Regions from separate parts of the Homo sapiens genome. Here region 1 is linked to region 2. The links are chromatin loops, found by intact Hi-C in ENCODE. Cell type or tissue: A673. All regions are shown on one strand. Each heading gives the region's core, and the rest is flanking DNA. Links, peaks and the distances in the headings are about the cores only. Region 1 has its middle 30 kb from the start of LINC03070. Region 2 has its middle 150 kb from the start of LINC03070.

Region 1 (16,396 bases), core at 9,170-11,669, 120 kb after region 2:
GAACATTTATTTTATTAATAAATTTGTCAACTTCAGGTTGCCAAATCTAACAAGATACCAACATGGCATTCATGGTGATCACACCTCTAGTCAAATTTTAGTTTAGTTCATTGACTATACTATTAATATCCTGAAATACTCAAAGCTTCTGTCTTAATTCTGTGAATAATTCACTTATTAATCACCCTATACACTACTTAATGAATGGAATGGTGCTTGGAATAAAGATAATTACAGGGCTAAAAGGGTTTTCTCTAGAGGCAGATTATAGGATTTTGTTGTCTGACTGGAATAAAACAAAATTAATAAAATAAATAAAAAAATAAAAATACTTCATTAGGTTAAGTGGCCTGAGGGTAAGGGCTATTACCTAAAAATACTGTCAGTGATCTGACAGTTGCATTTGTAATGCTTAAAGTATAAATGTTTCTAGAATTTATGCTCTAGAGAAACATGTGGACTTAGGTAACTGTTGGTGCATATTTTTTTCCGGAGGTTTATCAAGGTATTAAGGCTACGCTTGTATGGGTTCTGCCCATATTTATTTGAAATAGTTTATTAGGATTAGGTCCAGGAACCTCTGTTACTAAATTTATAGAATCTTTTAATCTCATACCTTCTTGACTTCACATTGCCGTTTTCCAAAATCAGAATTTTATAGCACTATCATTTCAGAAACTTAATTTTACAGAAAGGAAGTCCAGTAGATCTCAGAGAACAACACTCAAAAAGTTCTGTGACTCCACAAGCTCATTAAATAAGTTCAATAATACAACTATATTCAAAATTCCCAAATATTCAAAAGACGTGGAAGGGTGGATCTACTCAATAATAAGATATCTAGGGAAAAAGAAAGGTTCAAAATGAACCCTGTTCTATTTTTCATCATAAGTTTTATGATTTTTTTCTTTGAACAAAAAATCCATCTGAGCATCAGCAGCCATATCTATTGCTTTTTGTTAATCCCATTGTACCATTTCTGTGAAGACAAAATAAGTGTTAAACCGAAAAGGGAAATGTGAAGGAGAAAGAGCGTAGCTTATTTTTCTGCTTTATTCCTCTAGGAATGAGCTCTGGAGATGCCTTCTGTTCGTCTCAAAAATATAAATCCAAACACATACATCCCATTAATAATATAACTGTGGCTTCTGTTTCTAACTTTTTTTTCCCTAAAACTTGGGGCAAAAATCAGCAATTATCTGAACTGACAAGACTTTGCCTGTCCGTGCGTTTAAATTGGAAATCTTCACCTTAAATGCATAGGTATAAAGAAAGAAGGTTCCCCCGGCTCCTCTTTCCTGTTTTGTTTTCAATTACTTTAGTGAAACTATCTATGGCAGGTGAGTGATAGGATGGAGTTTATGAAAACCATGCAGAGACTTTTCCCTTCTAGGGTCTTATTAATTCTCAGTAAAAGGTTGAGCTCTTCTTGGGATATTTATGCTACTTGAAAAGATCTAAACTGGTGTATTCCATTTATGTTCTGTTCAGAATCATTTCTTTGTATGAAGGTTTAATTCTTTTTCCCTGAAATCGTTCAGACTTTCATTTCTCCTTTTATACTTTACAAGAAAAATCCCTTAATCTCTCTTGCATGGAATTTTGTAACAGTAACCTAAATCGATTTGAACCAGTTGCAAAATTTAGTTTCCAAGATTGTTTTATGTGCATTTGCCATTTTTTGAATTAAGAACACATCATATTTTATATAATAAATATATATGGCAATAAGTGAATTGTATCTATTACTTGCTCATAAGAGTTTATATTCATATTTCTGTTGTGCTGACATTTAAAAGTCACACTCTATATATGTATATATCTGATTAAGTGAATTTATTTCAAATAGTGTCCTCATGACATTTAGACATTAAGTTGATACATACTATACAATCATTTTAAGTCAATTGATAAAGCAAGGCTTTATCAGGCAATTAATAAAGATAATTCAGGTGCTTCCACATGTGAAAAAGAGGGATGCCTTAAAGTTATGTATGATATTAAAGAAGTTCCATTTAAAGAAAGAATGTAATATGTGTAACCATTACTGGAGAAGAGAATGTACTGGATTTGTCTTTAAAGCTGCTAGTGAAGCGTTGCAAACGTAAGCATTAATAAGATGCTTTTTTATTAGGTGCTCACTTGAATCTTTCTAATCCATATAGGGAGATATATTACAAGATTATTTTCCCATCTTTTTGAAGACAAATCTTGAACATTGCCTATGATGCAATCATTTTGCTGCTACATAAAGTAAATTAAATTTTTTTCCTTTTCTTTTGTTCGCTTGCAAATTGAATTCTGGTAATTTCACTCCAATGGCAGAAAATTCATACAGGGTCAGAATAAATGGTATTAGCACCACGGGCTCCGTCAGAAAAACTTGAATTTGCTTTTTAATTTGTCTATTATTGTTTTATGTCACTGAAGTTCCAGCTGAATTGGGAACTCTTTTGCCTGTATGATGCACATTTTCAGGATATTTTCCTTTGTGCGGAACAGACAAGAGCACTTCCCTATGGTGTGTATTAATCCACTTTTTCCCGGATGCTTTTAAGAATGTGTAACAAAACGAACTCCCTTGACTTCTGTGATAAACCCCAGATGGGGAAAAGAAAAAGTACCTCTTTATTGCCCTGCAGCAAGAGGCATTGGAGACAACAGGGACACATTTTCCAAATGTAGGACATATAGTGGAAATAATGTGTTTTTTAGAATTCCATCATTTTATATATTACATAATTATACATATTACTATAAATACAGATGATATGCTATTCATCCACCCAATCACAGAAAAAGCTGTGTTAACTGTAGTCACCCTATTGTGTGATCAAATAATAGATCTTATTAATTTATTTTAACTCCATTTTTGCACCTATTCATTATATATTTAAAAATAACTAAAAGAGTGAAACTGGAATGTTTCTAAAACAAAGAAATGATAAATGCTTGAGGTGAGGGATACCGCAATTACCCTGGTCTGTTTATTACACGTTGTATGCCTGTATCAAAAAGTCATATGTACCCCATCAATATATACACCTCTTATGTACACATAAAAATTAAGTGATTAAAAATTAAAGAAATCTATGTTAATGTTCAGTCGGTTTATTATTTTCTTTATCACTACTACATACACTTTAAATTAAAGCTAGGAACTTACGCAAATATCAATTTGACAACATTTGGTTCCCCTGAAGGTAAGTTTCACTCTGTTTTCTAAATCAAAGTATAGAACATGCAAGAAAACTAGTCTCACGTAACACAAACACACATATACACAATTATACAAGTAACACACACAAAACTCTCAACCTTGTAAATAATTTCAGTATGTGGAAAGCTAAGTGCCTGAATACAGAGCACATCAGGAAGCATTAAGAAGTTAAACATGATGACAGATTTAATATAGACTTGTTTATATTAACTGTGTCAGAATAATAAACAGCCCTATGGGGGAATAAGTGTGGATCTAATTTCAGAACTATAGGATATTAGATGTACCAGTGTGGTATGGTAGTTACAGAAACTTTAATAATAAAAGCTTCAAATACAACTTTCATTTTATTCACTTATATAGATGGCCTCTCTCAGGGCATTGTGTGGATTGAGCCTTAAAGCGGCTGTCACTGGAATGTCTTCTGTTATTATTCACCAAGGACAATGGAGCTCAGAATGATAAGGGAGAAAATGCACCCCGAGCCTGTGTTCCACCCCGAGGGGCTAAGTCATATGCATCCTTCCATCGTAGCATCAATAACTAGAGTACGTTGTGCAACTTTCTTTCCTGTGTCTCTACTTTTTTGCCTGCCATATTGGTTTTGCCTGTACCATTGGGCACATGCCTGCCATGGTTTCTTGCTCATTTCTTTGCAATGACCGAGACTGGGTAATTTCTAAAGAAAAGAAGTATTAAACGGATTCACAGTTCCACATGGCTGGGGAGGCCTCAGGAAACTCACAACCATAGCGGAAGGGGAATAAACACATCTTACATGGTGGCAGGCGAGGGAGAGCATGGGTGAGAGGAGGAACTGTCAGACACTTATAAAACCATTAGATTTCATGAGAACTCACTCACTATCATGAGAACAGCATGGGGAACACCACCCCCATGATCCAATCACCTCCCACCTGGTCTCTCCCTGGACACGTGGGGATGATGGGGATTATGATTCAAGATAAAATTTGGGTGGGGACACAAAGCCTACCCATAACAGGCAAAAAAGTATACATTTTCACAATGAACTCAGTAGTGAGGACTGAAGAAAAAAATGAGATCCAATGTGTAACATCAGAATCTGGAAGATTCTTAGAAGACTTAAAGAAGGGAAATGTCCACTTTTAAAACAAACAATCCCATCAAAAAGTGGGCAAAGGATATGAACAGACACTTGTCAAAAGAAGACATTTATGTGGCCAACAAACATGAAAAAAAGCTCATCATCACTGGTCTTTAGAGAAATGCAAATCAAAACCACAATGAGATACCATCTCACGCCAGTTAGAATGGTGATCGTTAAAAAGTCAGGAAACAACAGATGCTGGAGAGGATGTGGAGAAATAGGAATGTTTTTACACTGTTGGTCAGAGTATAAACTAGTTCAATCATTGTGGGAGACAGTGTGGAGATCCCTCAAAGGTCTAGAACCAGAAATACCGTTTGACCCAGCAATTACTGGGTGTATTACTGGGTATATACCATTACTGGATAGATACTCAAAGGATTATAAATCATTCAGCTATAAAGACACATGCATGTGTTTGTTTATTGCAGCACTGTTCACAATAGCAAAGAATTGGAACCAACCCAAATACCCATCAATGATAGACTGGATAAAGAAAATGTGGCACATATACACCATGGAATACTATGCAGCCATAAAAAAGGATGAGTTCATTTCCTTTGCAGGGACATGGATGAAGCTGGAAACCATCATTCTCAGCAGACTAACACAGGAACAGAAAACCAAACGGTGCATGTTTTCACTTGTAAGTGGGAGTTGAACAATGAGAACACATGGACACAGGGAGGGGAACATCACACACTGGGGCCTGTTGGGTGGTGTGGGGCTAGGGGAGGGATAGCATTAGGAGAAATGCCTAATGTAGGTGACGGGTTGATGGGTGGAGCAAACCACCATGGCATGTGTATACCTATGTAACAAACCTGCACGTTCTGCACCTGTATCCCAGAACTTAAAGTATAATAAAAAAATTTAAAAATTAAAAAGAAGGGAAATGTCCTCATATATTTGGAAAGATGTGCATTTTCTTTCACTAATGTTTATAACACACAGGTGGAAATTTTTATTTTTTCATTTTTCATTTTTAATTATTATGGGTACATAGTAGGCATATATATATATATGGAGTACATAGGATTTTTTTTGGCACAAACATACAATGTGTAATGATCAAATCAGGATAATTATGGTATCCCTCACCTCAACCATTTATTATTTCTTTGTGTTAGGAATATTTCAACATTCCTAACACAAACATTCCTAACACAAAGAACCCTGTCAGGGTTCTCCAGAGGAACAGAACTACTAGAATATATATATATGAATTCCCATATATATGGGAGTTTATTAAGTATTAACTCATGTGATCACAAGGTCCCACAATAGGCCATCTGCAGGCTGAGGAGCAAGGAGAGCCAGTCTGACTTCCAAAACTGAGGAACTTGGGGTCTGCTGTCCAAGGGCAGGAAGCATCCAGCACAGGAGAAAGATGAAGGCTGGGAGGCTAGGCCAGTCTCTCCTTTCATGTTTTTCTTCCTGCTTATATTCTAGATGCTCTGGCAGCTGATTACCAGTGCCTTTCCCAGCCCACTGACTCAATGTTAACTTCCTTTGGCAACACCCTCACAGAAACGCCCAGGATCAATACTTAGTATTCTTCAATCCAATCAAGTTGACGCTCAGTATTAACCATCACATCCACTCGTTAGTTATTGTGAAACAGACAATAAAATATTATTAACTATAGTCACTCTATTGTGCTACCCAATACCAGATACTATTCATTCTACCTAAATGTATTTTTTGTACCCATTAACCATCCCCATGTTACACCACATTGTTCTCTACCCTTCCCAGCCTCTGGTAACTATTATTTTACTCTATATGTCCATGAGTTTAATTTTTTAAACAGTTTTAGCTCCTACATATGAGTGAGAACATGTAAAATTTATCTTTCTGGTGTAACTCTTTTCACTTAACACGATGACTTCCAGCTCCATCCTTGTTGATGTGAATGACAGGATTTCATTTTTTATGGCTGAATAATATTCTGCTGTGTATGTATGCCACATTTTCTTTATGTTTTCATTCATTGATGGATACTCAGATTGATTCCAAATCTTGGCTATTGCAAACAGTGTTGCAATAAACATGAGAGTGCAGATATCCTTTCTATATACTAATTTCCTTTCTTTTGGACAAATACACAGTGATGGGATTGAACTCCATACTCTTCTCCATAATGGCTATAATAATTTACATTCAACTGTGGAAAGTTTTAGGGCATATTGACGTTGACATTGGTTTTAAGAAAGTTCATTGATTAATTAATTAATTTTTAAGGTTATTGCACAGAGGTGAGCAGGTGGCATGCACAATTAGCCACATTCATCCCAGCCTGATTGTTCTCCTTCCACTCTTTTCGGTGGTTTTGGGAAGGGATGATGATCTAGAGATTCTGGAGCATGGTAACATCACGTAGATATTCTCTACTTATTAGTTCTTCTGACACCTGCTCTTCAATGGAGTGAGGTTGAGGGTATAAAAAAGAAATGTACCATAGACACATTTCCCTTTTTAAAAATGTGGCTTAGATTGGTGAGGAGGGGTTAAACTTTTTGCTATTAAAGGAAATGTATTCGTTTGCTAGGGCTGTCATAACAAAGTACCACACACTGACCAAGATTAAAAAATAGAAATGTATTATCTCAAAGTTCTGGAGAACTTCTGGAGTTCTGGCCAGAAGTCAAAGATCCAAATGTCTTCAGGATTGGTTCTTTCTGAGGGCTCCGAGGGAGAATCCCTTCCAAGTCTCTTTTTTAGTGTCAGGCATTTTGCTGACGATCTCTGGCATTGCTTGTCTTTTAGACACATCGCCTGGATTTTTGCCTTTATTCACATATGCTCTTCTCTCTCTGTGCACGTTTGTGTCTAAATCTCCTCCTTTTATAAGGACTCTAGTCATTTTGGACTTGGGGCCCACTCTACTCTAATACAACCTCATATTAATGAATTATCCCTGCAATAGCCATATTTCCAAATAAAGTCACATTCTGAGTCACTTAGAATTAGGATTTTAACATATGGATTTGGCAGCAGAAGACAGAATTCAACCCATAACAGAAGTCATGAAAAAAATGAGAGTTTTGAAAGGTTAGTAAATACGACTAGTGTAGAAAATTTCTTATGTAATAATTTTGCAAAGTTGGTCATAGCCCACTGCTGATTATGGCTTTGATTTTTTTGATTAATGTCTATTTTTATTACCTCCACATGAGGAATGTGGTTTCGGTTTTGGTGTTAGAAAACTTGGGAATATTAGTAAACTTTTATTTTATTATATTTATTTATTTTTAATTAATATCATTTTTAATTGAAAAGCCGTAATTATATACACTTCTGGGTACAAGGTGATATTTTTCTATATGAATATAATGTGGAAAGTATCCACAAGGATCTGAACTTTTATTATTATTATTATTGAGACAGAGTCTCCCTTTGTAACCCAGGCTGGAGTGCAGTAACACGATCTTGGCTCACTGCATCTTCTACCTCCCCGATTCAAGTGATCTTCCTGCCTCAGCCTCCCATGTAGCTAGGACCACAGGGATGTGCCACCACACCCAGCTAATTTATTATTTGTAGAGATGATGTCTTGTCATGTTGCCCAGGCTGGTCTTGAACTCCTGGGCTCAAGCAGCCTCCCAAAGTGCTGGGATTACAGGCATGAGCCAGATCAGGCATGCCCGGCCTGATCTGGACTTTTAGAATTACAATTTTGATGAAAAGTTTAGAGAGTAAAGAGAAAATTGAAAGTGTCAAGAGATGTTGTTGCAAAAATAAAGGAGGTCCTGTGAGGTCTTATATGCCATTATTGTCCAATTAAATTTATGAGAAAAGTTATCAAAAAAGCGTATATAGGATAAACCAATGAATGAACTATGTGAGATGATGGATGTGCTAATTAGCTTGGCTGTAGTAATCATGTCACTATGTATATGTATACCGAAACATTATGATGTCTACCTTACGTAGATACAGTTTTTAAAAAGATGAACCAATAAAAAAGATCCACTATAAAGCAAAATAAATAAATACAAAAAGACTTGAGATCATATCCTATGTCTAGCTAGTTCCTAGTTATGGTTAAATTTTGTATGTCAACTTGTACATCCATCTCCAGATCCCCATTGAAAACAGTGATCTACATCTCACACCACAGGGCTCTTGGGAAGTTCGAGTAAGACAATTTATATCTCCAAGTACATTATACACATCTCAGTTGATTTGGCCACTTTCCAAAAGTGCATGTTTTTCTGGGAAGGGAGGTCTGATTATTCCAGCAGGAATGGCAGGCTGTGATAGGAGCATTCCGCGTGCATCCATTCTTGATGTCTGAAGATTCCAAAGGCACCTTGCACAGTGTGAGCCCTCAATAAACATTAGTTATTGTTTTTGTGCATGCCCCATGTATTGTTCACTTAGCTGTGGCGCTTTCTGGTTCCCATGGCTACTCAAGAATTTTGAGAGATGTAACAGAATCCTTGGTGACTTGAATCTGTAAAGAAAAGTAAATGGAAATCTGGACAGATTGGGTGGTCATTCTTTGATGAAGTATTTTTATTATATTAATGAAATGAGTCCTGTGTTTTTTTGTTTTGTTTTTGCTTTTGTTTTTGTTTGTGCTTGTATTCTTTACAACACACGTTTTTGTCATCTATGTCCTGTACTCAATGGTAAGAAAGTTATGTTGGCATCATCCAATGTTTAAAAATATTTTTTAAAAAACCACCCAGAGACACCATTGCCCAAAGCTTGTAGATGCTCATCTTGAAATTCACTTTGTTCCATAGTGACTGTTCACTGGAAATTAAAATCAGAAGTAGCCTGGGCAACGCAGCAAGACCTCATCTCTATAAAAACTACATATAAAAGAAGAGCTGGGCATGTTGGTATGTGTCTTGTGGTCCCAGCTACTTGGGAGGCTGAGGCAAGAGGATTGCTTGAGCCCAGGAATTTGAAGGTGCAGTAAGCTATGATTGTACCACTGCACTACAGCCTGGGTGACAGAATGAGTCCCTGTGTCTGAAAATTTTTTTTTTAATTTAAAAATCAGAAATTACCAAAGGAAATGAACTGCAGATAATATCATACATGACCCTTGGAGTGTGTTCTCTCTAGTAAATCTGCAAGGTTTTATGCAAGGGGAAAGGATGACAACTAGAATGACAGATGAATTGTTTATGCATATTAGAGACATACCTGAAAGTGTTTGAACAGGCATGTCAAAATTGTGGTATCCATCTCCCACTTTTCCCAACCCTTTAATTCTGACTGATACGCAGGGCTCCGAAAGTACCGGATGAAATAGTCATTTCCCTCAAATTAGGAAAAATGACTTTGCCAGTTACACACACAAACACGGGTGCTAAAAGTGCATTTTTTTAAAGTAGCAAAAGGGAACACATTTTTTTTTTTTAAAGAAAACTGATGGTAAAATACACAGACGAAGAAGTTGGTGAAGTGTGGGAGGAAGAAAGGATGGAAGGAAGAAAGAAAAGAAACTAAGAAGAAAGAAAGGAGGAAGGAGGGAAGGAAGGAGGAAATAATGAGGAAGGAAGGGAAGAGAAAGGAAGAAGAAAGGAGGGAGAAAAGGAGAAAAAAAGAAGCAAGTCTTAAAATTAGTTCCTGGAACTAGAATCTCAAAGAAAACACAGCCCAACACAACGCAATGCAGCAAAACAACCGCTGTCTTAAGTTGAACGTGTGTCATGAGTATATAACTCCTTTGGGAAATCAGTATTAGGGCTTCCATTTATTAAAGTGCTTCTGGTTTTCAAAGTTAATAGTTAAATATCCATCATTACCCCTTTTGTTCTTTATAGTAATGTTTTAATTTACGGAGAGCAGGTACTAATACCACTGGCTTATTGAGAAATACAATGAAGCCTTATTTAACATCTTCCAGCTCATTTCAGAATACAGGATTCTTAACTCTGGGTCCAGAATTTCCCAAGCTTAATCTTTGTACCCTTCCTTGCAGGGCATATTTTCTTTATCTCTTTAAATATAAATGCCTTTTCCTGCGAGGCTAATTCTGGCTTCATATAGAATTTCGTTTATTACCTAGGATGAGTGGAGAGGAAGTTGTTCCATAGAAGTGATTGCTCCTTTTGGCTTCTGTAATTCACATCATCACTATCTTGATAAACGTTTCAATAACTTTAAGCAATTGGGAGGATGGATAGCTTAGGAAGTGCCAGCACAGAGTAAATAATTCAGATGATCCTGTGGTCGTGAACTTTGGGAGGATTACTAGACAAAGTAGTTAGGTTTTTTTGCTTATTTATTGAGTTTCTTATCTGAATAATATCACAACTGCAAAAATAGATCACTTCTTATTTCTGGCATTAATTATTTTTTAAAAATAATTTTTTAAAAAGCAGTTACATTTAAGTATTTTCAGGCAATGGATACCAGTTCTGTAAATATCCACATACTTACTTTCGTTTCCATTGTTTTAGATAGGAATCAATCCTCCCTCCCTCCCTGCCTCCCTCCCTGCCTCCCTCCCTGCCTCCTTCCTTCCTTCCTTCCTTCCTTCCTTCTTTCCTTCCTTCCTTCCTTCCTTCCTTCCTTCCTTCCTTCCTTCCTTCCTTCCTTTCTTCCTTCCTTCCTTCTTTCTTTCCCTCCTTTCTTATTCCCTACTTATGTGGCTCCCTGGAGCACATGTGCCTGTTTGTATCTGTGTATAGATTCTGGTCTCTCCTGTTCTTGTCAGATGATTATTGCTTTACTTATTTTTTATTCAATTCATTCCTCAAATGTACTATTTCCACGTACTAATTATTTTCTTTCCAAGTTTCTGAATGTAGAGGCATCAATACCACCAAATTATTTAATGTAGTGAAGAGTTATTCCATCAAATACAAGACCTTAGAGGGTCAACGAATACCCTACAATTTCAGGAAACATCTTACATACAAGTGTATATATGCATTTTTTCTCTAAATATAATTTTCTCTCTATATATTTTTTTCTAGGAAAAGGTATATAGCTTTCATCAGCTTTTCAAAGGAGAACTAATTAAAACCCACGACACAAAGTAATTATGTATGTGTGTTTACATATGTGTGTCACATTTATTTATTTTAATAGTGGTAAAATATACATTATATATGATTTACCATTTAAACCATTGTAAGTATATATTCAATGATATAAAGAACATTCACACTGTTGTACAACCATCACCATCATCTATCCCCAGAATTCTGTCTTGCAAAACTGAAACTCTGTACCCACTGAACAACTTCCCATTACCTACTCTCAGGCCCCCAACAATCACCATTCTACTTTCTCTCTCTGTGATTTTGTCTACTCTGGGTAGCACAGATGAATGAAATCCTAGACTATTTGTTCTTTTGTAACTAGTTTATTTCATTTATTATATTGTCCTCAAGGTTCATCCATGTTGCAGCATGTCTTTCCTTTTTAAGTCTGAATGATATTCCCTGTATTGCACATCACAATTTGTTAGCCAATATTTCTAAGATTCTAAGTAAGAATAGACCATGTAGAAGGCACATTTCCTGAGGTGTACTCTTTTCTTAGAATGGCAAACCTCCTTAGTAGAACATTGAATGGTATATCTAGGCTTCTTCAAACATCACTGGATGATACTGATGTTTGAGTATGGATGATTTAAATAACCAATGTTAACCAGGAATTTTAAGAAAATATATTGATAATTAAGACACACACACACACACACACACACACTGGTCCCCCCTTACACACACACACACACACACACACACACACACACTACATTGAATCTATAGTCCCATTTTGGAAGAAATGATATCTTTACAGATTCCAATCCATGAACTTGGTATACCTCACCATTGCTCAATATGTTCTTTAGATGGCTATGTAGAAGTTCAGCATTTTTTATTAGACTGGTTCCTATTATTGGAAACATTATCATAAAAGTAATTTTAATTATTTTTACTAGCATATAAAAATAGAATGGATATTTTTGGTGTTCTTGCTTTTATTAACTGCTAAATTCACTAAATCTCCTAGCTCGGTTATAGATTTTTTCTAATTTTTAAATTTACACATTCATGTTTTAAGACTGGCTTAATCCTTCCTTTTCAATCATTTTACTTTCAACTTTTACTTTCAGCTTTGACTTTCCTAATTATGTTACTACAATTACAAGAACTAATTACAAGTACTTCCCAGTATGTCGTGTAGAGACCTGTCCACAACAGATATCTTTGCCTCATTATTGATGTCCAGGAAATTTTCACCATTTCATATGCTCCATGCTGTATTTTGTTTGTTGGTTTGGTTTCTTTTGTTGTTGATCTTTTTCAGGTAGAAATCATTCCTGTGTTTAAGGAAGTTTAATTTTATTCCAGATAGTTAGTATACTTTATTAATTAAAATTTATCATCCCTTGAAAATGTATTTTTTGCATTTATTGCGATGCCACATGTTTATATTCTTTTTTCTTTTAATACAATAATTTACCTCAAATGATTTACAACTCCTGGCCAGGTGCAGTGGCTCATACCTCTAATCCTAGCACTCTGGGAGGCCTAGGCGGGAGGATGGCCTGAGGCCAGGAGTTCAAGACCACCCTGGCCAACACAGCAAGACCCCATCTCTATTTTTAAGAAATTTTAATTAAAAAATGATTGACAACTCTAAACTATCCTTCTACCCTGTATTCCTGAAATAAATCCCACTTGAATTATGGCACAATATGTAAAATTGTTTCCCTTTTGTTAATCACTGGAATATATGGCATTTTTTGTCACTACATATATAATTTTAGATATTTGGCATTACTAAGAAAGACTGTTAAAAATTTTAACTCTAATTTCATTTTGTTTTTGTTTCTGTTTTTGAGACAGAGTCTTGCTCTGTCACCCAGGCTGGAGCCCAGTGGTGCAATCTCAGCTCACTGCAATCTCTACCTCTCTGGTTCAAGCGAGTCTCCTGCCTCGGCCTCCTGAATAACTGGGACTACAGGTGTGCACCACCATGCCAGGGTAATTTTTGTATTTTTCATAGAGACGGGGTTTCATCATGTTGCCCAGGCTGTTCTCAAACTCCTGACCTCAGGTGATCCACCCGCCTTGGCCTCCCAAATTGCTGGGACTACAGGCATGAGCCATCACACCTGGCCTTCATTTCTTTTTGTTTTTTGTCAGGTTTCAGTATTAAGCTTATGCTGATCCCAAGAACATTTTGGGGTAGATTCAGTAGTCTTGATAGTTCTGGTCAAATTTATCACTACTATAAATTCTTCCATTTTTCTATTATATATTCTTACAGTTTTTTTAATATATAAAAAATTCTATTATATGCCTTTCTTTTAACTTACTTGCCTTGTTATTTGCTGTTATTTTTTTGTTGCCATCCTTGGATTTTCTATTTGCGTAATAAAAAATCTGCAAATAATAATAAAAACAACCTTCTTCCTTCCAATGTGTATGCCTTTAATTTTCTTACCTGTTTAGTTGTGTTAGCCAGTACCTACAGAAAAAAGCTACTAGAGTAGAATGTTCTTATTTATTTACCACTATGATAGATGCCTTTTGATTGATATTTCTATATATTTTTATATATAGTAACATTGTTTATATTTGTGTATTATATAAGTAATTTATATTATACATACATATATAGTTACATAACATATATATACATGATATCTTAACATCATGTATATATAAACATTATACACATGAAGAAAAGATACCTCTACTTCTATTTTTTCTTGAAATAAAGAATAAGAATAAACTTCCATTAAATGAATTTCATCACTTACAGTGATAACCTATGTTTTCTATGATTATATTAATAACTTTAATAAATTTCCTAATATTGAGATTTGCATGTGTTGAAATAAATCTCAAGCCATCACAATGAATTTTTCTTCGAACGTCAGCTGTAGTCTATCAGCTAGTTGTTAAAAAATATTCCTATCAAGTATTTGCTTCTTGTGCTATGTTTTTAAATTTTATATTGATGCTTTGCAAGCTTTATAATAAAATTTTAGAACTATTTTCCTTTTCTAAATCAATTTAGATATCAGGGAATTAATCTTGTTTTCAAAGAAAAAACTGTGAAAGCATTTGGAACTGATGTCTTTGAGGGGGAGAGTGTTTGAGGCAGAGAATGAGGTTTGGTCGCTCTGTGATGATATAATTAGTCTGTTTTGAGTTTCTATTTCTTCTGGAAAAAAATACATGTTATGTGTAGGTCTGGAAAATTATCCATTTCATCTAAGTTTTCAAATGCATTTGTATGGGATGGATCAAAGGAGTTGGTTTTAATTCTTTAATCTCTTTCCATAGCAAGGATTTCCTCTGATCATTTGTTTCATGCATTTTGGTATCCTCCCCTTTTATTTGATGATTATCATATTAAACAGTTTTTCTGTCATGTTTTTTTGCTTACCAAGGAACTAATGCTAGGAATTTCATTCTCATTTATCTCCTTTTTGGTTTTTAATCTTTATTAATCCCTTTCTAATTCCTGCTGTGCTCATGTAGTTTTGCTGTTGTTGTTGTACTTTGTTTTTTTCTTGAGAAAATACAACTTATGGTTAGATTCCTTCCTCAGAGCCCCTCCCCAGCACTCCACCCTCTGGAAGGAATAGCAGCACGGTGTAGTTTCTGGCACAAAATAACTAAGCAAATTACTCTGCGTGTTTCTTTATGGTCCCAATACTCTTGGCTGCAACAGTCTGAAATGTTACTATTTAAAATTTCATGCCCACTTACGCATAGGGCATACTGCAAGTATATTCAAAATGAGAGTGAGGAAATAGCATGGATTTCGGCCAGCAGACGTAAGAGCGCAATTTATATACACTCTTGGAATGTAAACCCAGTATCGTTGTCCAAAAACTCAAGGGAGGCAGGAATATTTAGTTGAACACATTATGAAGAGTTTAAAGTTGTCCTGCCAACAGAACTCTATTTAATAAAAAAAGTTCTGTTCTCCAGGAGGCACAGCTTGCAGTGAGCCGAGATAGCGCCACTGCACTCCAGCCTGGGCAAAAGAGCGAGACTCCATCTCAAAAAAAAAAAAAAAAAGTTCTGTTCTGTGTTGAGCAATGCCCCAGTTTTTTATCCCTAGTTCTCAGAAGTTTCCTTTTCTTTTTGCTTCTACTAGATTCGAATAGTCTATATTTGACTTAGGCATGGATTTCCCATTGTATGCACAATTATAAGAACTCCCGGATATTTCCAATATGGTTTTTGCTGTTGAATCTGAAATAGGATTCATTTCATGAACCCAATCCCCCCATAGAGCCAACCAACTTTCTTGGTGCTGCTAAGAATATTTTTCCAGCTTTTTTTTGCTGTCAAGCCCAGTGTTCAATTTTACCACTTATATGATGGTGTTCTACTATGATAGTGACCTTCAACTATTTCACAGTGTCCGTCCTTATACTTTGTACTGAAAAAAATGTAATTGCCTGTATTAGCCTGAACGAGAAATGTCTCAAAGCCAAACCATTTTCAATAAACATGCATTAGGACACTCTGAACAGAGCTATTGCTGGCGATGAAAGTGCTGCCTTAAGAAATTATGTGATTTTTGGAATTTTAGTCCAATTTTTCTTTGTTATTTAACAAAAAAAAGAACTTGTAAAACTAACAGATTAAAAGTAAACTTCTGCTTTATCTCTTATTCACAGCAAGGCTTCTTAAGGTTTATCTTCATTCTTTTATTAACGACTCTAAGACTTTAAACCTTGGGTCACAAATGTAAGACAGGCATATTAGATATGCACATTCGTTTATATTGTGATAATTTTATGTAAACTACATGTATGAGGTTCTTTAATAATTTAACTCAACAAGGAAATGAAATGGCTGTAAAATAAACACAAGTTATCCAAAGGGAGGAACATTTTTTCCTGATTTACATGAATTGTTTCTTTTAGAACTTTCGAATGATATAAGCCCCAAAGCAAGAAAAATTACCATGAAATGGTTTATTTTCAAATTCAAAGTCATTAGAGGTAAATCTGACTGCTCATCATTTTCTTAAGGCAATTTTCACTTTGCCAAGTAATTGTCTCTAATACTTTTATTTCTAACACACCTGGGATC
Region 2 (16,396 bases), core at 5,514-8,013:
TTGTAATATGGAGGGCTAACATTTTGTATTTTCAATTAATTACTTGAGTGACCAAGGAAGAATTTACAGCATGTCTGCACAAAAATACTCCAAATTATGTGAGTCTTTTATGATCCATGTATGCTGGAGAAAAAATACTAATATTTCCTTCTTAAAATACAAGAACAAGCTGACAGTTATTGTCTAAAATGGACCCTGGAAATATTATTCCAATATTAAGCTAATAAGAGGAATGCATGGTTTTGACTTTTCTCATTTTGAAGCAATGGGCTTCAACTTCAAAATTATGCTATTGATGTAGGTGTTTACTGTAAAAACAATTCAGAGGAAACATGGCATTCACTTGTGAGCCACGTAAACTAAATCTCACAGTTACCTCTGTCCTCTGCAGAGCTTTGACACCTTGGATTTCCATGAAAAGTAATTTAATAGAATGAGCATTCACCTTGCAGCCAAAACTTCTAGAACATATGGATTATCATCTTGTTGTCTAGTCCAAGATGCCATAGAAAGCCTTTTATTTAATTCTCCCATTTACCATGACATGTTTTACGGCCTATTTAAATTGACAAAAATATCAGCACCACATAATGCAATATTTCTATTAAATAGTGGCATAAATTTGACTTTTATTATATTAATCCACCATATAATTACTATGAACAGATACCACAGTAATCCCTTTAACAAATAAATAGTGTACAATTTGAGCCTATGCTAGTTTTATTCTTCATAGATGGGCAAATGTTCACACAATTGTACCCTGTAGCAGTTGTCCTGAATTAATAGGACTTGGGATAATAGTTCAATTTCATACCCTTTTTAACTTATTTCCTATCTTAATATAGAGGCAGATCACGCATTTTTTGCATTTTATTATTTTTTTTCCTTTCTTAGGTTTAGTAGTTTCTTAGGTTTAGTGTATAATATTAAACGCTTTTTCCCCTCATTTTCTTCCCTTTTCTTTTTTCTTTTTTTTAGACAAATTCTCATTCTGTTGCCCAGGGTGGAGTGCAGTGGTGCAATCTTGGCTCACCGCAACCTCCGCCTCCCACGTTCAAGTGATTCTCCCGTTTCAGCCTCCCGAGTAGCTGGGATTACAGGGACACGCCACCATGCCTGGCTAATTTTTGTATTTTTTAGTAGAGATGGGTTTTCACCATGTTGGCTAGGCTGGTCTTGAACTCCTGACCTCAAGTGATCCGCCCACCGTGGACTCACAAAGTGCCAGGATTACAGGCATGAACCACGGTGCCTGGCCTTTTTCTCATTCTCTTCTACATTGATATAGTCTGTGGGCTATTCAAGAAAAACTCAATGTTTTTCTTACAAAATAATAATGACAGTAGAAGTAATGATGGTGATTATTATTATGATGATAGTAATATAGATCAATGGCAGCTTCCCACAATAAAAATAAAAAGGGAAATCAGACTGGGCGTGTTTCAAGTATAGATGAAGGCAGAGACATTTGACAATGTGAAATTGGGAAGCGCTGTAGAAGCAGGATCAAGTGAAAGGCAAGACAACATGATCTGGAAGAAACTGTATCCCCCAGAGAGGAAGAGGAAGGGAAATGCAGAAAGAGGGTTCTCTCTGGGAAGGGAGTATTCCTGGTTGTCCTAAAATTCCCCATGACAGGAGCACGTTGTCTGCATAGCAACCTTTGTCTGATGAGTCTCTTTTCCTTGCAATCAAAAATCCAGGATAAGCCATCAATATCGACGCAAAAGTTATTCATTACTCAAGAGCTGGTTGGATGTTCATAGATTTTACAACTCTTCTCTTCACCCTAGATTTTATCCCTGTTGCTGCAAGGTGTTGAAGCACTTTACCAAGAATACCATTAGCTCTGGTGAAAGGCACATGAGAGGAGAAATTAGAAATAAGTGGATAATAGGATTATTCCATCTCGTCCGTCCACGTAGCACATTTTCCTTTAAACAAATCTTCTTTAAACAAGTTTTCCTTTAAACAAGTCTCACTGGATATTCTAATTCCATGAACATCGCACCTACATCTTTCTCCACTGGGCTTCAGATCAATTTCTTCATTCTATCACACATCCCATTTGGGATAAGCATCCTTATGTTTATTTCCTAACTGCAATAACAAAATCACCTGAGAAGTTAGTTGCATGGGGGGTGTACCTGGTACACTTCATTATTAACCCAATTCTGCAGTTGGTTTTAGTGATTGCTCCCTAAGACCAATGGAGGGTCAAAATGACATGAAGGCAAGGAAGTTCCCACCTGTTTTCTTCTAATAGCAAGTCCAGTTTAAAAACAGCAAGGTAGCTTCTTTCAACCAGCTGATTCGGATTGGAGCGGACAGTTAATTTATTGGAATGAACACATGTCAGCAGCACTCTGAAAAGACAAGCACCCAACAGAAAGCTTAATGCGGCTTGAGTTCTGAACAAACACCTCTTAGGTGCAAATGAAAAATATTATCTATTTGTCGCCAGCCCATTGCAAAGACAACAATACAAAAAGATCAGTGGAAATTATAGTTTCTAAATTGGAAATGTTTATGCAGAATGCCTGTTTGTATTATGCACTATCTGAATCTAAAACCAGCTGCTAGCCTCCGCATTTTGTAGAGAATACAAACACCATGAGATCTGTACTGTGCCCAACGGGGAAAGGGGAGAAAATGCACCTCATAACAACTCCTCAATGACCCTTTACTTAGGATTGAGCTAATTGGGGAAACTACTTTCTGGCCTGAAACATGAAGCATAAATGCATTGTTTCTTGGTGGAACAGATGATGATATTAACAGCTGGTCTTTCCTAAGATGAGTCTGCTGAGGAATAAGTGATAAGGCATTTTCTGGAAGAATTGTAAATAAAGGCAGCATATTTGAGGTCATATATTTTTACCACCAGAGCATACATTGATAATAAAAAATAAATAAGTGAAGTCTTCCTTTGTCAGCAGTGGGAATAAATCCACGCTCAACCTGGGAAGGGAAAGGCTTGCAACTGTGCTAAAGGGCTTTGTTACATTCTCCTGGAAAGCATGCATCTAAATAATAGCAAAACATCTGCTGGCCAAGGACCAGAATCAGCTGGCTTGGGTTATTCTCCTCCACTAGCAGCGGAAGCTCAAGTTACCCTACAGGAGACCCCCAATCTCTATATGCTTATCTGCTCACCAGAGAGAGTGTTTGGCCAGCTTGCACCACGGGGTCCAGTTAAACATAAAACAAAATTGCAGATTTGAGAATTTGTCATCAACTCATAAAAAATCTCAAAGGATCCAGGGTCATCTGATTCATTTTCAAGTCTGCTTTTAAGTCATATTTGAAGAAAGGAAGTGCCATAACTCTATGCTGCTGACTTCTAGGAACTCTGCTTAACATGTTGGCAGAATTTAAAAAAAAAAAATTAATTATCTTTGTTCATTTGGCATCTTTACAGCAAGCGCACAACTAGGGCCTGTGGGAATAAAACAGAAATAGCAGAGTATGCCTTGTTTCCGTCCCGTAGGAGGAGAGAAACTGCCTGATGCACATCTAGAGTGCAGATGCACCGTAAGGAAACAGGGAACAGAGACAGTGTAGAAGATTATACTGGACTAAATTAAGAGGAGGAGATAAACCAAACAAGGGTCAGGTCAGGGTAGTGGGGAGGTGGGAATCTCAGACACGACGTGCGTGGTCTTGAGGGAAGGAAAGAAAAACCACTAAAGTTTCATCCCCATAATTATTCCCCCAAAATAGAAATTAAAAATTTAAAAGCCAGTCAGGCACTCCGCTGACATACCTGATGAAGAGACTGATTTTGTTCTTCCCTCATCATTGAGTCAAGAAGTTTGTAACTCAGCTCCATTTGGCAGTCTGACCCTATACTTTGTGGTATTTTATTTTATGCATTTTCTTTTTAATGAGGGAATGGAGGCTCTGCCTGGAGACAAGGTAACTCATCATCAAAATTCACTTTCTTGGTCAATTTCCAAGTTACCATCAAGGCCACATCGTGATGTGGATAGACAAAAATATTTCTATCCATTTTGAGAATTACATTTTTTTCCTAGCTTGGTGTGGAGAGAAAGATGTCCTTCCCTCTTTCTTCTTTCTTTCTCCCTTCTGCACTTACTTCTCTACTATTTCTTCCTCTTCCCGATAAACGTCTTTATAATCTCCCTGGGAAGATGAAGAGATGACACTGAGAAATATATCATTATGGCAATTTCCAAAGAGTTTTATGGAACACAAAGTTACTGGAATTTCTTCAAGTTTTTATCGGTAAGAAGCCTTAATATATATTCATGTGTAATAGCGAGTAAAACACAAGGTCATATAACATGGTATTCTAGTGTTGTACTGCCTATCATATGTGCATGTGTGTGTGTGTCTGCGTGCATATGTGTGTGAAAAAACATATATTCCGTATAATATATAGATACGTATTATATGCATACATATCCAGTGTACCTATGTATGTACACACACATACACTCAAAAATAATTATACATGAAGCTCTCTAGAGCATACGAACTTTTCTTTTGAAACACAACGATTGCATATTTGTTCTGACAGACTCTTGCAAATGCTACAAACAATATTTCAAAATGAACCTTAACTTTCCTTGGGATTTCTTGGATGATCTTTGATAAACACAATCTCATGGAATTAGAAGCACAATCTTTTTCCTTTTTTAACTTTTAAAAATTAAACTTCTTATTTAGAATACTTTTAGATTGACAGAATAGTTGCAAAGGTAGTACAGATTGTTCCCATATACCTTGCACCCAGATTCTCCTATGTTTTAATTGTATATTGACAAATAATATTCATATCTATTTATGGGGTACAAAGTGATGTTGTGATATATGCGTTCAGTGTGGACTCATTGATCCAAGCTCATAAGCATATCTCTCCCCCAAAAACTGATTATTTATCCCTCCTGTCTAGCTGAAATTTTGTATCCTTGGATTAATACCACCCCGTTCCTCTTATCCATGCCCCTGGTAAGCACCACTCTACTCTATGTTTCCATGAGTTGGGCTTTTTCATAGACTCCACATATGAGTGAGATCATGCAGTGTCCGTCTTTCTGTGTCTGGCTTATTTCACTCAGCATAACACCCTGCATGTTCATGCATGTTCTCGAAAATGACAGGTTTTCCTTCTTTTGAAAGTCGGGATAGTATTCCATTGTGTAGATATACCACATTTTCTTTAGCCATTCATCTGTTGATGTTGTTCATTTCAAAGTAAAGTAAGCCTATGCTAATAAGGAAAATGAGGATACTTGGGATGTGTGATGAGTCTTTTAATATTAGCATCTTTTTGGCCTATCTAGTGACATGAATGATGGCATTCTACCTCTATCAAAGACATTAGTTCACACCCATGTAGCGAACCCTTCATGTTCATGTTATTCTCCCAGCTTCATAAGAGCCCTTACTTGCGAATGTAAAAAATATATATACTATATGTATAGTAAAAGCATATATACTATATACAATATATATACTATATAAATATATATACTATATAAATATATATCCTATATAAATATATACACTATATACAGTATCTAAATATACTATATACACTTTATATATAGTGTCTAAATATACTACATATACTCTATATATACAGTATCTAAATATACTATATATATATATATATATACATATATATATATATATATATAGTATCATGGTCAATTGGCCACAATCCAGTTACACTTACATCTATATTGTCTCTTCAAAAAAACCCAATGAACAACTTCCACTTTCTACTTTAGATATTATTTTTATTGCCTAAGATTTTATGCACACATGCACACTTGCAGGAGTCTATCATGTATGGCTAGGGATGTGTTTGTGTAAAATAAATACTGTAAATATATAGTATATGCGTCACACACACAGACACATACACATGCATATATGCGTGTATGTATAGGTAACATAATCTCGCCAGTGACACAAACTGAATATGCTGCTAAGATTAATTGTACTAAAATCTGACTCTATAATAGAAATTTTTTCTGCCATAAGTAAACCAAAATCAATGTGTTAATGAGTAGTCCCTGACATATCTACAATAGACAATAGAACATACAATTTTCCAAGAGTTTTATGGAACACACTTACTGGATTTTTTCCCAATTTTCTTGATCAGTAGGAAGCTTTAATATATATTCACTATAGTCTAACCTATTATACACACGTGGAGTATGTTTTCCTAAGCCATTAAAGATGCTTTATATGAAGTTTATTAGGAGCCTTTTAAAAGTGTGTCAATATAAGCAAAGTACACAATGATTCCCTCATTAGGAGACAACATTTTGTGATAGGTGAAAAAGCTTCACATCTGAAGCCAGCCTGATGTGAATTCCAAGGTCCCACCCTTACCAGCTGTTGAATCATGAATAAATGACTTACTTTCTTCCGCTTTGCCCTCATAGGGCTTTAGGATTAGCATAACATTAATACACGTACCCCAGAACTTAAAATTAAAATTTAAAAAAGAATATCATATACATGATATGAATACTATAAATAGATTTAACTATCTCTATTTATCTACCGCATGTCCATTCATATTATAATCGGAAAGAAGTATTGCAGCAGAGAAATAAAATAACAGAAGTAAAATAACAGAAAATAAAATAACAGAAATAAAATGAATGCCGCCACGTTCCATGAAGCAACGCGAGTGTCCCAGTAGGTGGTGCTATCCGCTCTGCGTCAGGAGAGGCAGCAAGAATTTCAGGTGGAAATGGGGAAGGCTGAATGGATAATGGAGGGTGTGAGTAGGGAGTGTGTGAAATAAGAAGTGACAACCCAAGTGGCATGACTTCCCATCTATCTTCTTGAAAACCCAATTAAGGCACTTTTCACCGTCATGCGTGTGCGAGTAGAGCTGCTTGACAGGTGAACTTACTTTCAAGAGGAAGAGTCTATGGTTTTGTAGAATTCCTTCCAGCTCCATGAACAGTTCTTTCCATTCCACTTCCCAGAGGAGACAGAAGCGCCAACGCAACCTGGATTTTACTGTCAATCAGCAGGGAAATAGAACTTTGACACCATTATATGAATATATATTTTATTAATAACCTTGGATTCATAGTAGGTCCTCTGGGAGGAATGGGGAGGAGAAATTCCAAAATATTTCACTGGAAAATTTCAGCATCTCAAACTAGAGCAATTTCTACTATGTTGTACACTGATCGGAGGATGATTATATTTAGTGCTTGTAAACTCGGTTCTAGGAAAACATGATAGTCATTTCAAAATGATGGGAAGAGGCATACGCAAATATATTATTCTCAACTTCAGCTCTTTATAGCATGGGAGACCCTGAATTGGAACATGTCTGGTTTTGCTTGTTTGTTTTTTTACAGAGAATGTATTTTATTTTATTTTGTTTTTCAAATTTCAATAGGGTTTTGGGGAACAGGTGGTGTTTGGTTGCACAATTAAGTTCTTTAGTGGTGATTTCTGAGATTATGGGGCACCCATCACCCGAGCAGTGTACACTCTACCTAATGTGTAGTCTTTTTTCCCTCACCACCCACCTCCCACCCGTTCCCTTGAGTCTCAAAAGTCCATTGTTTTTTTTTTTTTTTTTTTTTTTGAGAAAGATTCTCACTCTGTCGCCCAGGCTGGAATACGGTGACAAGATCTTGGCTCATTGCAACCTCCACCTCCCAGGTTTAAGTGATCCTCTTGCCTCCGTCTCCCGAGTAGCTGAGACTACAGATGCATGCCACCAAGCCTGGCTAATGTTTGTGTTTTTAATAGAGTCGGGGTTTCACCAAGGTGGGCCAGGCTGCTTTCAAACTCCTGACCTCAAGTGATCCACTCACCTTAGCCTCCCAAAGTGCTGGGATTACAGACATGAGCCACCAGCGCAGCCCGCTGTATTGTTCCTATCACTTATGAGTGAGAACATAGGATGTTTGGTTTTCCATTCTTGAGTTACTTCACTTACAGTAATGGTCTTCAGTTTTATCCAAGTTGCTGCAAATGCCATTATTTCATTATTTTGTTCCTCTTTATGGCTGAGTAGTATTTCATGGTACATATATATATCACACTTTCTTTATCCACTGGTTGATTGATGGGCATTTGGGCTGGTTCCATATTTTTGGAATTGCAAATTGTGCTGCTATAAACATGCATGTGCAAGTATCTTTTTCATATAATGACTTCTTTTCCTCTGAGTAGATACCCAGGAATGGGGTTGCTAGATCAAATGGTAAATCTACTTTTAGCTCTTAAAGGAATCTCCACACTGTTTTCCATAGGGATTGTTCTAGATTACATTCCAACCAACAGTGTAAAACTGTGCCCTTTTCAACACATTCATGACAACATCTATTATTATTATAATTTTTTATTACGGCCATTTCTGCAAGAGTAAGGTGGTATCACATTGTGGTTTTGATTTGCATTTCCCTGATCATTAGCGGTGTTGAGCATGTTTTCATGCTTTTTGGCCATTTGTACATCTTCTTTTGAGAATTGTCTATTCATGTACTTAGCCCACTTTTTGATGGGTTTGTCTGTTTTGTGTCACACAGAAGATCACGTCCAGTAAAAGCTCTGATGCTGATGTAGTCTCTGTTACATTTCTCATTGGAAATATTTCATTTGAAATTCTATTTCACCTTGAAATTTATTGTTTGATGTCAGTAAAAAATTGTATCCTAAGTTGGAATATATTGACACTTGTAGTTCTTTAAAGAGGTACGCATTTTAAAGCTGAGAGACTGACATTGTGAAGCGTCAAATGATTGTTCAGATGTCTGTTTTCTTAAACTTGGTCTCACCAAGGGTTGTTTATTTAGTGATGTTTACATACCTAGCTCCTTCCAGGCTTGTGGGACACACACAGTGTTAAATAGAAGAAGAGCTTACAGGCTGGGCGCAGTGGCTCACGCCTGTAATCCCAGCACTTTGTGAGGCCAAGGTGGGCGGGTCACCTGAGGTCAGGAGTTCAAGGCCAGTCTGGCCAACATGGTGAAACCTCATTTCTACTAAAAATACAAACATTAGATGGGTATGATGGTGTGCGCCTGTGGTGCCAGCTACTTGGGAGGCTGAGGTGGAGGGGTCACTTGAACCCGGGAGGTTGCAGTGAGCTGAGATTGTGCCACTGCACTCCAGTGTGGTGAAAGAGTGAGACCTCCCCCCCCCCCAAAAAAAGATGTGAAAAATCAGAAAAGGAAATAAAGAGGTAGCTTCAAACTGGTAAGGACTTTTAATTGCACAGGGTTTGGTAATGCAAACTTGAAAAGAGATTGTCCAGGAAAAAGTGACCTTGGAGCTGAATCCTAAAGGCTGAGAAGAAACCCACATTGCAGGAGGGAAGGAAATGTTTAGATAGAAGAGGACCTATTAGGGTTGGCTAGGACCTTTATGGGAATCAAAGGATGTTTCCATGGACTGGAATGTGGAGGGAATGGTAGCTTAAAAGGTGAAGTTGCAAAGCTGAGCCAGGTCAATGACCTTATCATCCTGGTGAGAGATTGATGGATTATTTTAAGTCCACTGGGGAACTACTGATTTAAGCAGAATAGTGACCTGAGGAATATATCAACAGAGATCCTCAAAGCTATGCAGAGAGAAGAAGGTGAGGGGAGAGGACAAGACAGTCTGTGGGGAGATCAACTGAAGCTCCCAAATGAGTTTGCAAGGGGATTGTTCCCTGTCTTCAGGTGAGACTTCAGCTGTGGGTCTTATCTTGAGGGCAGCCTTCTGAGAGACCCTGAGGCAGATGACCCAGCTAAACCATGCCTAGACTCCCAATCCACAGAAACCATGAGATAATAAATGTATTGCCTTAGGTCACAAATTCCTGATGTGGTCCTAGAGAACAACTAGGTTGCAGGGGAACAGATAGAATCTCGGGTTCAGCTGGGAGGGTGGCTACAAAAATGGGTTTGGATGAATAAAGTCAAGCACTTAATCACTGAAGATAGTAAATAAGAATTAGGGAATAGGTTTCAAGGATCAAAACTATGTCCCATAATTTGGCTGCAACATCTGAGTCTCTTGCATTTCTTTTTTCGTTTCTGTCCTATTTGGCTCACTGTGCAGACCACCTGCATATGCCAAACGCTAACTTCAAGGTCCCCTTGTCTCCAAATGCAGCCTTGTTGCATTCTGGTAGGCAGGAGAGACTTTCCTGCCCTTTCCTGGGGTGCCTGTTTCTGTTGCTCTTGACAAATTGAGGGATGCGTCAGCATAGTTTTGATGCTGGAAAAAAATAATAGGGTCCCTACCACTGGATGTGCATCTTGTGGGTGAGCAATTGAGTCATATATGGGAACGCATTAGAAGGGGCTTGGTTGATATAGCTGCTATTATTGTCAGGAAGAAGCTACCCTGGAATACAAATCAATAATTCACAATCTTCCTCTAATAAAAATTACCATTAATTAGGTCTTTTCAATCAACAAGAGGTGTCATCCATTGATAGGGCTATAAATAAATTCTGGAACCAACTTATGCAAACAGTAATTTTGCTTCCCTAATCAAAACCTACTCAGGTCGGGGATAGCACTAAATAAAACATTAAATGTTCTCCTTTCTTCCTTTGATGTTCTACGTCTCTTGTTCATTACTGCAATAACAAGCTCAAATCAACCAACTACATGAGAATAATATAGAACTGAATTATGGTGAGTACGCTAAGCTTGGTCTTATCCATTAAATAGCAAAAGAGACCCTGTTCTCATTTATATTTCAGTGGGCTCTCTCTGCAGCTATCACAAATGTCATCCTAGCGTTTAGCACAAAAATAAGATGTTAAGGAAGTGGAGGAGGGCAGTTTCTTTCAGCTTACTACAGAAGGTGGAATGAGGAAAGTTGGTCTTAAATTTCAGCATACAGGAGTAAAGCTAGATTTCATTTACAAACTTGGCATGTGTAAAGTTCTGGGAATTTTTATGTGGCAGAAACAAGGATAACCCTTCCATTTTCTCATCCCTATGAAGAAAAGACAAAAGACACATTATTGCCACTTCTTGTTAATTAAAATAACTTTTGAATGACATTTAACATTTCTAACACACAATATAGAAATGCAGAATATAAACATAATAAAGCAGAAGGAAAAGTTAATTGATGTTACAAAAGAATTCATCCTGGCTGGGAAGGGAGATGCAGGTGTAGTTTACAAGCATCTTTCAGGTATTCATATTTAATTTATACCCATCGAGTTATTTTTCTGCATCTGCTCAAGCTAGTAAGTACTTCCTCCAAAGAAACTTTAAAAGAATATGCAATCAGCAAGAAAAAGACAAATAGCTCTATTAAAAAAATAAGCAAAGTGTTTAAATAGACATTTCTCCAAAGAAGATATAAAAATAGCCACTCAACACATGGAAGCATCATTAGTCATTAGGGAAAAGCAAATCCAAACCATAAGGAGGTCACACTTTACACACAGCGTGGCTAAAATTGAATAGATGGTCCTTAACAAGTGTTGACACGGATGTGCAGAAATTGAAATCCTGATACACCGCTGGTAAGAACTTAACCTGGGGCAGCCGCTTTAAAAAGCACTTTGTCCCTTCCTCCAAATGTTAGACATGGAGTTACCCATGACCCCATCCATTCCTCTCCCAGATACGGACACAAGAGAATGAAAATGTATGTCCACATAAAAACACGTATGTAAATGTTCAAGCAGCAGTATTCATAAGAGCTAGAAAGAGAAAACAAAGCATATGTCAACCAACTGATGCAGAGATAAATAAAATATGATGTATCCATATTCCACACTGCATAATAAAGCATTATTCAATAAGCAAAAGGGATGACAAATTGATTCATGCTAAAATATGGATGGACTTTGAAAAATTGTGTTCCATGAAAAAGTCAGACACAAAAGGCCACATATTGTATGATTCTATTAATTCAAAATCTGTAAACTATGCAAACCTATTAAGCCAGAAAGTATACTACTGATTTCCAGAGACTGAGAGGAAGGAGAAATAGGGACCTATTAGGTATGGGGTATCCTTTGGAGTAATGAAAATATTAGGTGATTAAATAATGTTGGTGGTTGCACAGCAAAGGGGATATACAAAAAATGCTAAACTGTACATTTTATAAGGGCGAATTTTAATTTCTTGCGGATTGTCTTAATAAGGTTGTTGTTTTTATAAAAGTCTTATTTATGGATTCAATTCACTCTCAGTAGTAGTAACACTTAAAAGTGAGTCACTTTGCATCGGGCAAAAATTATAATATCCCCCAGAAGAAACTGAATTTTTTAAAATCAGCTAATTCTTGTAATGTTAAAGAGGATGATGCTGAATTGACATTATTCCTTTGAGGCTGACCAGATGAATTCCTCTCAATCCCTATTCTTTCTTAGCTGCCCCCATCATAGAGGCTAGAAAAGCTAAAAAGCCCATTTCTTTGGCCTATTGGCAACTCGGTGGTTCATAAAGGCAATAGCATAACTATATTTATTTTTGTCCCCTTCTCCTTCTTTTCTGCCTGGAATATGGTCATGACACCTGAAGACAGAGCAGCCACTTTGTAGGCATTAAGCAGTCAGTATAAAGACAAAATCCAGTAGTCTAAGGATGGCAGGATAAAGGGCTACAAAGAGCACGAACCTGGCAATGGGCAAGTTTAAGCGTCTGTGTCTGCACTGAACTCCTTAGTTTGGGCTACTTGGTATATGAGAAAACATACATCCCTATCAAGTTATTCTTGAGATTTTTCTGATATTTGCAGCTACGTGAACACATGGTTTCTTCAACATTGATTAACCATGCACAAAATATTCCCAGAAAATTCAATATTTGTGGTTCAGTTTGTAAGAGATTTTATTATTTTCATGCATATACCTTTCAAGACTAAATGAGCAAAGTGCAGACTATTGACGGAACGTATCTCAAAATAGTAAGAGCTATTTATGACAAACCCACAGCCAGCATCATACTGAATGGGCAAAAGCCGGAAGCATTCCCTTTGAAAGCCGGCACAAGACAAGGATGCCCTCTCTCACCACTCCTATTCAACATAGTACTGGAAGTTCTGGCCAGGGCAATCAGGCAAAAGAAATATTTCCAAAATTGATGAGAAATTTGGCCAGTTGTAGTGGCTTACGCCTGTAATCCCAGCACTTTGGGAGGCCGAGGTGAGTGGATCACTTGAGGTTAGGAGTTTGACACCAGCCTGGCCAGCACGGCGAAATCCTTTCTCTACTAAAAATACAAAAGAATTAGCCAGGTGTGGTGGCAGGCACCTGTAATCCCAGCTACTCAGGAGGCTGAGGCAGGAGAATCACTCGAACCCCAGAGGTGGAGGTTTCAGTGAGCCGAGATTGCGCCACTGCACTCCAGCCTGGGCAGCAGAGCGAGACTCCATCTGAGAAAAGAAAAAAAATGGATGAGAAATTTATTCTCTGCATAAGTATCTATGCCTTGACCTAAAAAATTGAGTTCTAATCAAATACTGTTTTCTGTATCTGTAATAATTTTTTGCCTCTGTTCTCTGTGCATTTCTATTGAGTGGGAATTTTTCTTCTATCAGTTACCCTTGGGGAATGAGAGTCTACATCCTCTGTCTGTTTTCTGTAATCTTCTGTTTATTGTAACTCAGGCTTTACAAGTGATAGATGCACTTTTACAGGATGCTGTGTTTCCCTCAAATATTGGGCAATTCCAGCATGCTGATCATTCTTTATTGCAGAACACTGGTTGCCTGCTTGGGTAGTTTAGTGTTTCCACTCTCTTGTGACCAGGGGAGTGGACAGAAAACTTGGCAGTACTCATAACTCATGTCCTGGGTGTGGGAGCTGCTAGCCACAGCTAATCTTTGTCTTTTTTGTTTCCGTAAAGCCGTTAATACAAAGGAAAGAAAACGATGAGTTGTGGATTTGTGTCCCTGCCAAAATCTCATGTCCAACTGGAGGAGGGGCCTGGTGGGAGGTGACTGGATTGGGGGTGGATTTCCCCCTTGCTGCTCTCCTGACAGTGAGTGAGTTCTTATGACATCTGATGATTCAAAAGTGTGTGGCACTTCACGCTCCACTCTCTCTCTTTCTTGCCACCATGAGAAGAAGGTGCTTGCTTCCCTTTCGCCTTCTGCCATGACTATAAGATTCCTGAGCCCTCCTAGTCATGCTTGCTGTGAGAAGTTTTCTGTATTAATTTGTTTCACACTGCTATAAAGAACTACCCGAGACTGAGTAATGTATGAAGAAAAGAGGAGAGGTTTAACTGACTCACAGTTCCGTAGCGTGGACTACAGGCATGTGCCACCATGCCCAGCTAATTTTTGTACTTTTAGTAGAGATGGAGTTTCACCACATTGGCCAGGCTGGTCTCGTACTCCTGACCTCAAGTGATCCACCCGACTTGGCCTCCCAAAGTGCTGGGATTACAAGCGTGAGCCACCGTGCCCAGCCATTATTAGCTTTTTTACATCTCTGAAGTACTAGATATTGAGAGAGATGATGTAAGTCCTGAAGGTATAGAGCTCATCCCTGGCTGATTTGTATTCAATATTTACATCTGCGGTATTTGAAAGTTTTTACTGTGTTTATGATGGCAATTTGTTTCCTCGTGACTTAGATCTTGCTTCAAGTTTCAAGGCGTAAAGAAGATGGATGATCCTAATGAGTACATCTTGAGCTGCGTGGTAGATATTGCATTCAAGTCTACGATGAATATTAATTCAAATGCCAGAATTTACAGCTATTTAAACTTCCTATTTTCCCCAAGAGTTTCCATGCATCCTCAGAGGCCAAGTTGGCGCCTAAAAGCTAAATTTGTTGATTGACTTTGGTGCCCTCTTCTGTATATGAAAAACTAATTTCAAAGCATAGTTAATTTGTGAAAATTCCACACATATTTATAATCTATCAGAAAAAACCGAAACTGTACACATCACAAAATCCACGTTAGAAAATAGCTATGAATTGTGCCAATTTCAGTGCAAGCTTATACATTGCAGATTAAATCACAAATTAAAAAAAAATCTCCCTTTAGTTAGGCAAAGAAATATTCATTGTTGAGCCAGCATGAGAAAGCCCAGTGACAGGGAATTCTATTTTCTTACTGGATATTTATGTGAAAAATGTAAGTGGCATCAAATGAACAGCTCAAACTTTGAGGAAATCATCATTGGCAGAGCAAGAAACAATATATTTTGACATTTTAAAAATTTATGCTGTGAGGAGTCACTCCTTCCTGCCAAAGGAAATATTATGTACACATTTAATATACAATTGACCCTTGAACAAAACAGGTTTGAATTGCATAAGTATATGTATATACAGGTTTTCTTCCACTTCTACTACCCCAGAGACAGCACAACCGAACCCTCCTCTTCCTCTTTCTCTTCCTCTTCCTCCTCCTCAGCTTGCTCAACCTGAAGATGATGAGTATGAAGACTTTTAAGATGATCCACTTCCACCTAAAGACTTTTCTCTAGCTTACATTCTTTTCAGAACACAATATATAATACGTATAGCATAAAAATATGTGTTAAACAACTGTTTTTCTTTTCAGTAAGGCTCTGGTCAACAGTTGGCTATTAGTAATTAAATGTTTGAGGAGTCAAAAGTTATATGCGGATTTTTGACTGCACAGAGGGGCTGTGCTCCTAACCCCCATGTTGTTCAAGAATCAACTGTATAATAAAATTGTTACAACAGTATGAATGAGTCCACTCTTTGGGAGTCACTGAAACCTATTCACCTCGCAAATATGTGTACTCATGTAGATCTTTTACTGCAACTCAAGTCTACTATTCTCTTAGGTTCTCAGGCAGACTTTAAAATAACAAAGTCAACTTAAAAGGGAAAAAATTACCCAAAAGTCTGCAAATATCAGAAGTAGTGGAGACAGAAAAATTCTCCAGATTCTTGGTAGTTCACTCAAGGAATACTGTGGGATTCTGTACTTCAGATGAGCAGTTTGCTTCAAAACACATGGAAATGTGTTCAGCACAAAGACTTTAAGGTTTGCATATAAAGTTTCACAAGCTGCCATGTGGCAAATCCATACAACACTGGGAAAACCAAGAAGCTCATACACTGTAGAAAATATTGATTGTTTAAGAAAATGATTATCATAATGGTGATGATGATGGTGATGGTGTTGATGGCCATTATGTTGATGATGGTGACTATGATGATGATGATGATGATGATGATAATGGTGATTGTGATGATAATGATGATGATGATGATAGTGATGGTGATGATGGTGATAATGATGATGGTGATGATGATGATGATGATGGTGATAGTGATGATGATGATGATGGTGATAATGATATTGATAATGGTGGGGGCGATGGTGATTTATCATGGGGATGTCCGTATATACTGATATGGTTTGGCCATGTTCTCACCCAAATCTCATCTTAATTTGAAGCTTCCCTAGTTCCCACATGT

The links. Hi-C counts contacts between places; a loop is a spot of excess contacts. Peaks named below come from ENCODE experiments on the same cell type or tissue, not always from the same donor. Only the 100,000 strongest peaks of a DNase experiment are listed, where the experiment ranks them.
Region 1: a loop joins it to region 2, with 9 times the contacts of the local background. A loop is called at or near these places in 1 of 110 quality-filtered maps.

The regions. Positions count from the first base shown.
Region 1 is chrX:5,747,517-5,763,912 of GRCh38, reverse strand. No RefSeq gene overlaps it. Among named protein-coding and RNA genes, the nearest start is that of LINC03070, 30 kb to the right of the region's middle. In A673, for the core only: no CTCF peak of the experiment used is centred there; DNase peaks (open chromatin) are centred at 9,652, 10,052, 10,422 and 10,882; H3K4me3 peaks cover 1,353 bases; H3K27ac peaks cover 2,449 bases.
Region 2 is chrX:5,867,761-5,884,156 of GRCh38, reverse strand. No RefSeq gene overlaps it. Among named protein-coding and RNA genes, the nearest start is that of LINC03070, 150 kb to the right of the region's middle. In A673, for the core only: a CTCF peak has its summit at 6,687 (motif pointing right); DNase peaks (open chromatin) are centred at 6,396 and 6,706; H3K27ac peaks cover 680 bases.